Linked DNA regions of Homo sapiens: all the other regions are linked to region 1. Evidence: chromatin contacts called from ENCODE Hi-C or POLR2A ChIA-PET data. All regions are on one chromosome and are shown on one strand. Each heading gives the region's core, a stretch centred on a gene start or an enhancer-like site at or near the end of the contact. The rest is flanking DNA. Distances are from core to core; before and after follow the strand shown.

Region 1 (2,700 bases), core at 1-2,500:
CGGCTGCGCGGCTGGCGCGTGAAGAAGTTGCGCATCATGCTGTGGGCTGCGCGCCGCTGCACCTTCCAGTGCTCCGAGTAGTGGCCGAAAGCCATGCTGCGGCCGCCGGACACCACACGGAAGGAGGCGAAGGCCGGCCGGTCGGCGAAGGCCGAGCCCTGCTGCACCAGGGCCTGGTGGATGGCGCGCTCGCCATTCAGCACCACTATGGGGCAGCTGCCCAGGCGGATCTGGAAAACGTCGCCGTAGCGCCGCGCCAGGCGAGCGAACGAGAGGTGAGCCGCCTGGCCCACCGCCGCCGCGTTTCCGATCAGTGGCCACGCAAACGGGCCCGGGGGCGCGGACCGGAGCTGCCGCCTCCGTTGCCTCAGCAGCCGCTGGCCCACATGCACAGTGGCCAGCACCGACAGGAGTAGCAGGAGCGTGGTCTGCTGGATGGACAGCGGGTTTAGCGGCCAAGGGTCGTTCGGGCTGAGGCTGGTGCCCATGCTGGGGACAGAGAGGAGAAGGCGTGACACTCAGGGGTGCAGAGACAGGAGCGGGCGCCCCACGCCCCTACCCCAGCCTCTGGGGACTGAGTGCCGTTGGGTGGAGAGGTCGGAGCTGACTCTCTGGAGAAATGGCCGAAGACGCCCCTTCCCATCCCCAACCCACTCTCCCTTGGAGAAGAGAAGGGGCGTGTTTCCACCTCGCTGTAACCCAGCGCCAAACCCTTCCCCTCCCCGCAAGGCGCGTAACGGTTCCTGCAATCTGGGGACAACGCTGCGGGCATCGAGGCGGTGGCGCTTGATTTCCTTTAAAGTACCTACCACGCCACCCGCTACCTGTAATAATCCATCTGAAGAGGTCGCCGGGCAGCGCCTCGGCAGACAGACTGACCTGCGGGGAGGTGCGGTTTCCAGTGGCGCGGGACAGCCGGCTCCGAGAAGGAACTGGGACCTTTGCCTAGGGCAAGACGTCAACAGGAACCCGCAGGCCCGGCCTGGACACCTGCTGCCCTCACTGGAAGCTTTAACTCCCACTCGAGTCTCTTGGCGTCGTCAGTGCCAGGAGCGCTTGGATTGGGATGGGGACGGAGAAGGGTGCCTCGCTCGCCGAGCCCCGCTGCCCTTGGGGACCTGGCAAAGTCGAGGTTTCCTCACAGCGTTGAGATTGAGACTGGGGGTCGGTGAGTGGCGTCAATTCCCATGCCCTTGCGGCTCTCACAACTGGAGTCGCAGAAGCGCTCGCTCCCACTCCCACTCCAGAGTCAAAGCGCGCCATCCCGCTCCTCCGGGTTTTAAGGACTGGGTAGAAGGAGGGCAGCGCGACCTGGCAGGGCGGGGCCTGCGGGGGGCGGGGCGCGCCGCACACCAGGCCGCTTTGACCCGGACTCCCGTCCAGGCGCACCGGCCGGCCTCGGAGCTCTACCAGCAGGCTTTCATGGGAGCGGAGGTGCCCACGTTTCCATTGTGCGGTAACCGCGCTTCATCACAGCCACCTCCAATCGAGGCCGCACGGTGTCCCCAGAACCACGCTCGGTACAACCTGCCCCGGCCGCTGCGCTCGACTTGGGAGCGCGCCCCGCCCCGAGCGCACGACCTCCCTTCCCTCTCCGCGACTTGAGCTTGCTTCCCGGAAAGCCAGTGTAGTGGCAGCGGTTTGCCTCACAGCGCCCCTGGTTGGTTGTTTAAATTTTATCTTAGGTTCTCGCAAACAAATTGCCACCTCAGTGGAGGCTCTTTGGCATGCTAAATTTTTTCCAGTTCTTGCGGCGAGATCAGGAATCCCTAAAAGTAGCCGCTCCCCCGCCCCGGGGCCCCGACAGTGCTTGGGCACACAAAGGCTCCTGGGGCGCAGCTGGCCCTGAGATTTCCCGCGTAGAGGCCACTCCAGGTGGCGCCGCCCGCTGGTGGGCGCGGGGCCGCCCAGGCTGCGATGGAAGCCGTTGGCGCAGGGCGGGGAGCCAAGCTGGGGCGACTGGGGGGGCCTGGGGGAGCTAGCGGGGCGGGACCCGAGCGGGGCGGAGAGTGGCAGGAGGAGGCGAATCTCCGCGCTCCGGCGAACTTTATCGGGTTGAAGTTTCTGCTGTCGCCTCCCCTTTGCGTGCGGAGCTGGGCTTTGCGTGCGCCGCTTCTGGAAAGTCGGCTCCAGTCATATCCCTGGGCGCTGCCTGCGGCCGCTCCTCCCGCGCTTCTCACGGCACCTGACACGCGGAGGCGGCGGCCGAGGGTGGGGTGCCGGCCACCACCACCCTTGGCGTGGGGTGCCGGCCGCCACCACCCTCGGCTGCGCACGCACAGTCGCGCCTGCCAGGCCAGCGAGGCGGACGCTTGGGCCACCACCCGCAGGCCGAGCCCGGGCGCGTATCGCCACCTCGCTGCGCACCGGCGGCTCTGTGGTCTTCCTGGGCGCGCTTGCGGTCGCGAAGGGGGCCCTCCCTTTATAAGGGAAGCCGGAGGCGCTTGGGCGGGGGTGGCTTCCCCCGCCTGGCGCGCCCTTTCCTACATGCTGATGCATAGGATTTTCAAGACAGCTAAGAGAACAAGGACTTCACGAGGCGGGGGGAAGGGCGAACTCGAGGGAAGAGGTGGGATGTATCTGGTTAACCAGGTAGGAATTGTACTGGCTTCATCAAAGGATAAATATAAAAGTGATAGGTTCACCAGGGACAACCCTGCACTTTGAGCTCCACTCGCGCTGCGAATCTCGTGCTATTAT
Region 2 (2,700 bases), core at 107-2,606, 590 kb after region 1:
CACCCTAGACTTCCAGAATTAGAAATTCCAGAGGTGGGGACTGGGAATATGCATTTTAAATGTCCTCAGCAAATTCTGAGACACAATCAAGCAAGACAATTATTTAATAACCTTAGTGTCTTTCCTCTCCAACTGTACATACCTGAAGACTCCATCCTACTTGTAGAAAAGGAGATAACAAAGGTTCAGTACCTGGCATTTACAAGGACCTCAATCAATACTTGTTCCCTGAATCCCTTCTTAAAGGAACTGTGGACTTCAGGAGCCAGAAGACACCAGAGGTCCCTTTCCAGTCCCTTGAAGTAAAATAAGTCTGAGGCTGTCTCTAATCACCTCCGCACACCGAGGGCCTAATCCATCTACCTGACCCTGTCTGGTCCAAGCTCCTCGAGGCTGGCACAGCTTTGGCCGTCAGGAGAGCCTTCTGGGCAGTGGCTCTAACAGAACCATGTCCAGGACTTCATCCGTGGGACAAAAAGAGTGAATCTTCAGTAAGTCTGTGTGCAGAGAAGCCTGAGATGATTTACCTCATTTCTAAGCTACTACTGTACTTTGTTGTTGTTGTTGTTGTTGTTTTGAGACGGAGTCTCGCTCTGTCACTCAGGCTGGAGTGCAGTGGCGTGATCTCGGCTCACTGCAAGCTCCGCCTCACGGGTTCACGCCATTCTCCTGCCTCAGCCTCCCGAGTAGCTGGGACTACAGGCCCCCACCACCACTCCCAGCTAATTTTTTTTTTTTTTTTTTTTTTTTTTTTTTTTTGTATTTTTAGTAGAGGCGGGGTTTCACCGTGTTAGCCAGGAAGGTCTCAATCTCCTGACCTCGTGATCCGCCTGCCTCGGTCTCCCAAAGTGCTGGGATTACAGGCGTGAGCCACCGAGCCGGCCAACTACTGCTGTACTTCTTACCCCCTGTATCAAAGAGTTAAAATCTAATTTTTTCCCAAGATCGGTCTCACTGTAAGTCTGCTATCTGTATTTTCCCATTCTTCGTCTGATAGCCACCGACATTAATGACCAGCTCATTACATGTTGAGGTGTGGGGAGATGGGGGTAGAACCCCGTCAACCCAGGATTCGAGTTTAGAAAGACTACAAGCCCCAAAATGCAATTTCACCTCCCAAAAACTACCATTCCCAACATGCAATGCAACCAGGACGAGCCAAGGAAAAAAAGTACAAGTGTGGCTGCAAAGTTTGCCCCTCTTGTTACCCTCAGGCAAATGATTGATTTAGAAAGGCCCCAGGGGCTATTTTTTGCAGGAACGGTCACTCCCTAAATCCAGGCAGGGAAAGGGAGGAGTCTGAGCCGAGTCACGCCCCTTCTCCTGTAAACTTGGGTCGCCTCTAGCTTAGCGAGCGCTGGAGTTTGAAGAGCGGGCAGTGGCTGCACACGCCAAACTTTCCCTATGGCTTCGGTGACCAGGGCCGTGTTTGGAGAGCTGCCCTCGGGAGGAGGGACAGTGGAGAAGTTCCAGCTGCAGTCAGACCTCTTGAGAGTGGACATCATCTCCTGGGGCTGCACGATCACAGCCCTAGAGGTCAAAGACAGGCAGGGGAGAGCCTCGGACGTGGTGCTTGGCTTCGCCGAGTTGGAAGGTGGGTTGAACTGTGCCCTGGGCTGCGAGCAGGCCCCAGGCCCACGCTACATACCTCCCGGATCTAGCGGGCCACTTGCAATGCGAGGGACCAAGGGGGAAAGTCGCCTAGCTTGGGACCGTCTGACTTGCAAGCGCATGCATCATAGAGGGCCGTGTGGCCATCCAGCATTTGGGAAAAACTGTAATAAATAAACTATGGCAGTTGGCCTCTGGTTATCCGTTCAGGCTTTGCCCCAGTTAACGTAAAAGGTCAGCTGATGGTATGATACACTTCAGCGATCCTGGAGCGATCTTTGAACTGCCTAATCTTTGAACTGCCTGATACCTGGAGAAGGCTGGAGAGGAAAGAGCAGGCAAGAGGGGGTGTGGCTCCCACTTCTTCCCTTCTGAAGAAGGAAATTCAAATACTTGCCTCTTCTACTTCCTTCTTCCTTGATCAGATTCTCTTTGAGGCCTGGTTGTCTCAGAAATGCTCCACTAAGCTCAGTGGTTGCCTAGTACACCAGCTACCCAATAACCATTTAGGAACAAAATAGAGAAGACCAACTCAGTGTCTTCTCAGAGATCAGGTCTCCTACCAACTAGGATGGACTTTTATCCCAGAATCCATGGGCAATTAGGATCAGGCATTAATTAATACATTTGACAACTCTATTAATCCGATGACCTCATTAAACAGGACAGACAAGGTCCCCACTCTTGCGGTTTGGCTGGGGAGATAGACTTTAACTCAGTAATTGCATAAATAAAGAATGACAATTGCAGCTTGATTGCAGCAAAGGAAAATGTACATCATGCTCTCTTAGCACCATGGTGTAACTAGACAGAAAATGAGGTGTGAAATAAAGCTGGCAAAGGGAAACTGAGAGTTAATACTCTCTGCTCAGTGGTTGGGGCGTAGACAAATTCTGCTGGAGAGGAGGTTTGAGGTTTTCCTTTTGGTGTGTCATTCTGTCTGTTTGGTTCTTCCGATACGTAAGATATGTAACTTGGCTCATGGTTACATGTTGGCCAGACCAGCCTGGCCAGCATGGTGAAACCCTGTCTCTACTAAAAATACAAAAAAATTAGCTGAGCATGGTGGCACGTGCCTGTAATCCCAGC
Region 3 (2,700 bases), core at 36-2,535, 750 kb before region 1:
GGGTTCGTTGACAAGGAAAAACTGGCCTAGATCTCAGTCGGGGGAACTTTATGGACGCCTTCTGCAGCAAAGCTAAGGAAAATGAAAATCGCTAAAAATGTAAGAACGACGACATTAAGTAGAAGGGTAAAAAAAAAGTTTCAGAGGAATAAAATAACATTTTCTAGGATACAAATTAAGGCATTTAAAAGTTCTTGTTCCATTTGTGGCTATGTCTCATAAAAGCTGTGTCGCACCAAGCAGCAGTTCAGGGTGTAACTTATCCTTCCTAATCAAAGATGACACCGATAGTCTTATTTCCTGTGGGGATGGGTGTGATTGAAGACACAGTTACGTCCATGCCATCAATCTGTGTGTGGAAAAGTCGGCAGGTCGCGCGCACACACTTGTCGCTTGAATCGTATGTGTGCCTGCAGACGGCAAGGCCTATGCCTCTGACTGCGTTCACCTGAAATAAAATACCCAACCGGCAATACAGTAGTATATGGTTATTTTCACTGCTCAAAGAAACAGTGGCACTCCTCAGTGTTTCAGCTTAAGGAAAACCTCCCAGGAGGGAGCAACTCGGAACAATGCTGCAACTAGCAAATCCAAACGCAGTCGGGATACTGGGGCGAGGGGCTTACATTCTCCAAGCACCATTTACTCACCCCTTTGAGACGACTACAACGCAAAGTGAGGAAATGAAACGAAAAAGCTGGTCCAAAATTCGGCACTGCGAGCGCCGCGGGTCTGGCTTCGGGAACTAGTTTGGGAGACCCGGGAACGGATCGCCTCCGATGGGCCGGGCGCGGTGGTCTCCAGCGGAGCGCGAACCCAAGTTGCCCTCCGCGCGGACGCCGGAACTTGGCCCCTCTGGCGGCTGCGGCGGCGCCCCCGCTCCCCCTCAGCCGCCCACCTCCCGCCGCGCGCTCCCCCAACTTCCCGCCCAGCGCGGCTGACACCGCCCAGCCCGGCGCGGGGTCCGAGTCCTGTCGCCGCCGCCGCCGCGTGCAGTTGGGGGGTTGGGGGTTTGGGGGATGGGGGAGGGGCCGCCGCCGCCTCAGCCCGACGGGCCGGGAGAACAAAGCGGCGGCGGCGGCGGCGCGAACTTTTTCGGTGTCTGTTCAGCGCTCCCCGAGGCGACTACTTACAGTGGCAGGCTCGGCCCGTCGTGAGAAACTGCGCCCGCCAGCGTCTGAGTACCGGACGAGGCGCCAGCGAGGCTTCACGCGCCTCGCAGGATCCCGCCCGCCTCCGGCGCCCCTTCCTCCCTCCCTCCCCGTCCCGTCCTGGGGCCGGAGGGCGGGGGGCCGGGGCGCGCGGGGGGCGGGGGCGCGCGGCCAGCGCGGGGCCTGCCGGGAGCTGTAGTTCCTCGGCCCGCGCCCGCCGGGAGGTGGCCGCGGCGGGAGGTCGGGGTTGTCTCTGCCCCGCGAAGGGGCGCCGGGAGCGCCGGGTACAGTCGGGCTGGCTCCGCACCCTCGAGTTCCGGGCGTCTTCGTGAGCGCGGGGGCACGGGGCAGGGGCGCCGCGGGAGTCGCGAGCGTGTCTATCAGTTACACGCGGTACTTGATCGCGCTGTTGCCGACGGTACTGTCTTTTCCTCTACTGCCGTGCACTCTTGAGGGAGGCGGTGGCGACAATGGGCCAGAGGTGATAGTTGGAACGGGGGACTTGTAAGGCGTCCAGAGCAGAGAGCTGCTTCCACCCTGAGATGTCACAGCCCTCCCGCATGCTCCTCCCTGCTGCCTGCCCCCGGGGTGGCCGCCGGCACCGCAGCTCGGCGCCCAAACCGGCACGTCCCAAGCCCGACGTTCCGGTGACTGCAGGGGTTTTCCCGGTGCTCGGTGTTTCCTCCCCGTCGGCCTTTAAACGCGAATGTGACCCTACCACCAAAGTGGAGTGCAGTCCAGAATCACCAAACCTGGGCTTCCAGGTGTCTGGAAACACAATGTTAACATTTGTTTTGCTCCAAAACAAAGTATGACCGTGTCGGGTGAGTGGGGCGGGAGTGGGAGTCAGCAGCATAAGGATCTAGAGGGAAAATACACTGTGCATAAATTTTCGATGTCTTATGTGAGAGAAAGGCCTGAGAAGCTGACAGGCATTGTCACAGAAGCCACATGATTCTCCTTATGTCAACATTTTATCCCAAAAGTACTTAAATATATTGAAACAATCAGAGGGACTACAATCAAGAGGGCAGTTTTCTTTCTTCTCTCTTTTTCTTTCTTTTCCCCTTTCTCTCTTTCTTCTTTCTCTCTAGAAAAGGTTTTACTCTGTCATCCAGGCTGAAGTGCAGTGACACGATCATAGCTCACTGCAGCCTGGAGCTGCTGGGCTCAAGTGATTATCCTGCGTCAGCCTCCCAAGCAGCTGGGACTACAGGCGTGTGCCACCACGCCCCACTAACTTTTAAGTTAGTTTTTGTAGAGACGAGGTCTCTTGCTGTGTTACCCAGGCTGGTCTCCTGACCTCAAGAGATCCGCCCGCCTCGGCCCTCCAAATCGTTGGGATTACAGGCGTGAGACACCGCGCCCAGCCAAGAGGGCAGTTTTCAAGAATAGAAAGAAAAATAAACATAAATTAGCCCCTACTTTTGATACAAAATCATCACTCTTAATGGATGTCCTCGGATTTAAAGTTAAGAAATGAAAATATTAAGATAATTTATATTAAACATAAGGCAGGTAAGATTGTGTAAAACCTTGATTACTTTAT

The links. A loop is a pair of places that touch in the nucleus more often than their neighbours do. ChIA-PET counts read pairs that join two places held with the same protein, here RNA polymerase II (POLR2A). Pooled maps may share reads with other maps.
Region 2: a loop to region 1 is called in a pooled map, with 9 times the contacts of the local background. The contact joins the promoter of GALM here to the promoter of CYP1B1 in region 1. A Hi-C loop is called at or near these places in 7 of 50 pooled maps. POLR2A ChIA-PET finds 5 or more read pairs at or near these places in 2 of 52 experiments (BJ and activated T-cell).
Region 3: a map of endothelial cell of umbilical vein shows a loop between it and region 1 (6-fold over the local background). The contact joins the promoter of PRKD3 here to the promoter of CYP1B1 in region 1. A Hi-C loop is called at or near these places in 1 of 168 maps with a recorded cell type or tissue (endothelial cell of umbilical vein) and 7 of 50 pooled maps.

Annotation. Positions count from the first base shown.
Region 1 is chr2:38,074,901-38,077,600 of GRCh38, forward strand. CYP1B1 (cytochrome P450 family 1 subfamily B member 1) reads right to left here and starts at 1,251. Exons shown (of 3, transcript NM_000104.4): 1 at 880-1,251; 2 at 1-489. The coding sequence starts at 488. RefSeq lists a promoter at 1,232-2,607, cis regulatory regions at 1,246-1,253, 2,174-2,203, silencers at 1,247-1,336, 2,247-2,366 and an enhancer at 2,074-2,272.
Region 2 is chr2:38,664,758-38,667,457 of GRCh38, forward strand. It overlaps GALM (galactose mutarotase), which reads left to right and starts at 1,357. Exons shown (of 7, transcript NM_138801.3): 1 at 1,357-1,594. The coding sequence starts at 1,405. RefSeq lists enhancers at 1,109-1,621, 1,622-2,134.
Region 3 is chr2:37,323,548-37,326,247 of GRCh38, forward strand. PRKD3 (protein kinase D3) reads right to left here and starts at 1,286. Exons shown (of 19, transcript NM_005813.6): 1 at 1,134-1,286. PRKD3-DT (PRKD3 divergent transcript) reads left to right here and starts at 1,534. Exons shown (of 2, transcript NR_183394.1): 1 at 1,534-1,975. RefSeq lists an enhancer at 297-376 and a silencer at 1,017-1,646.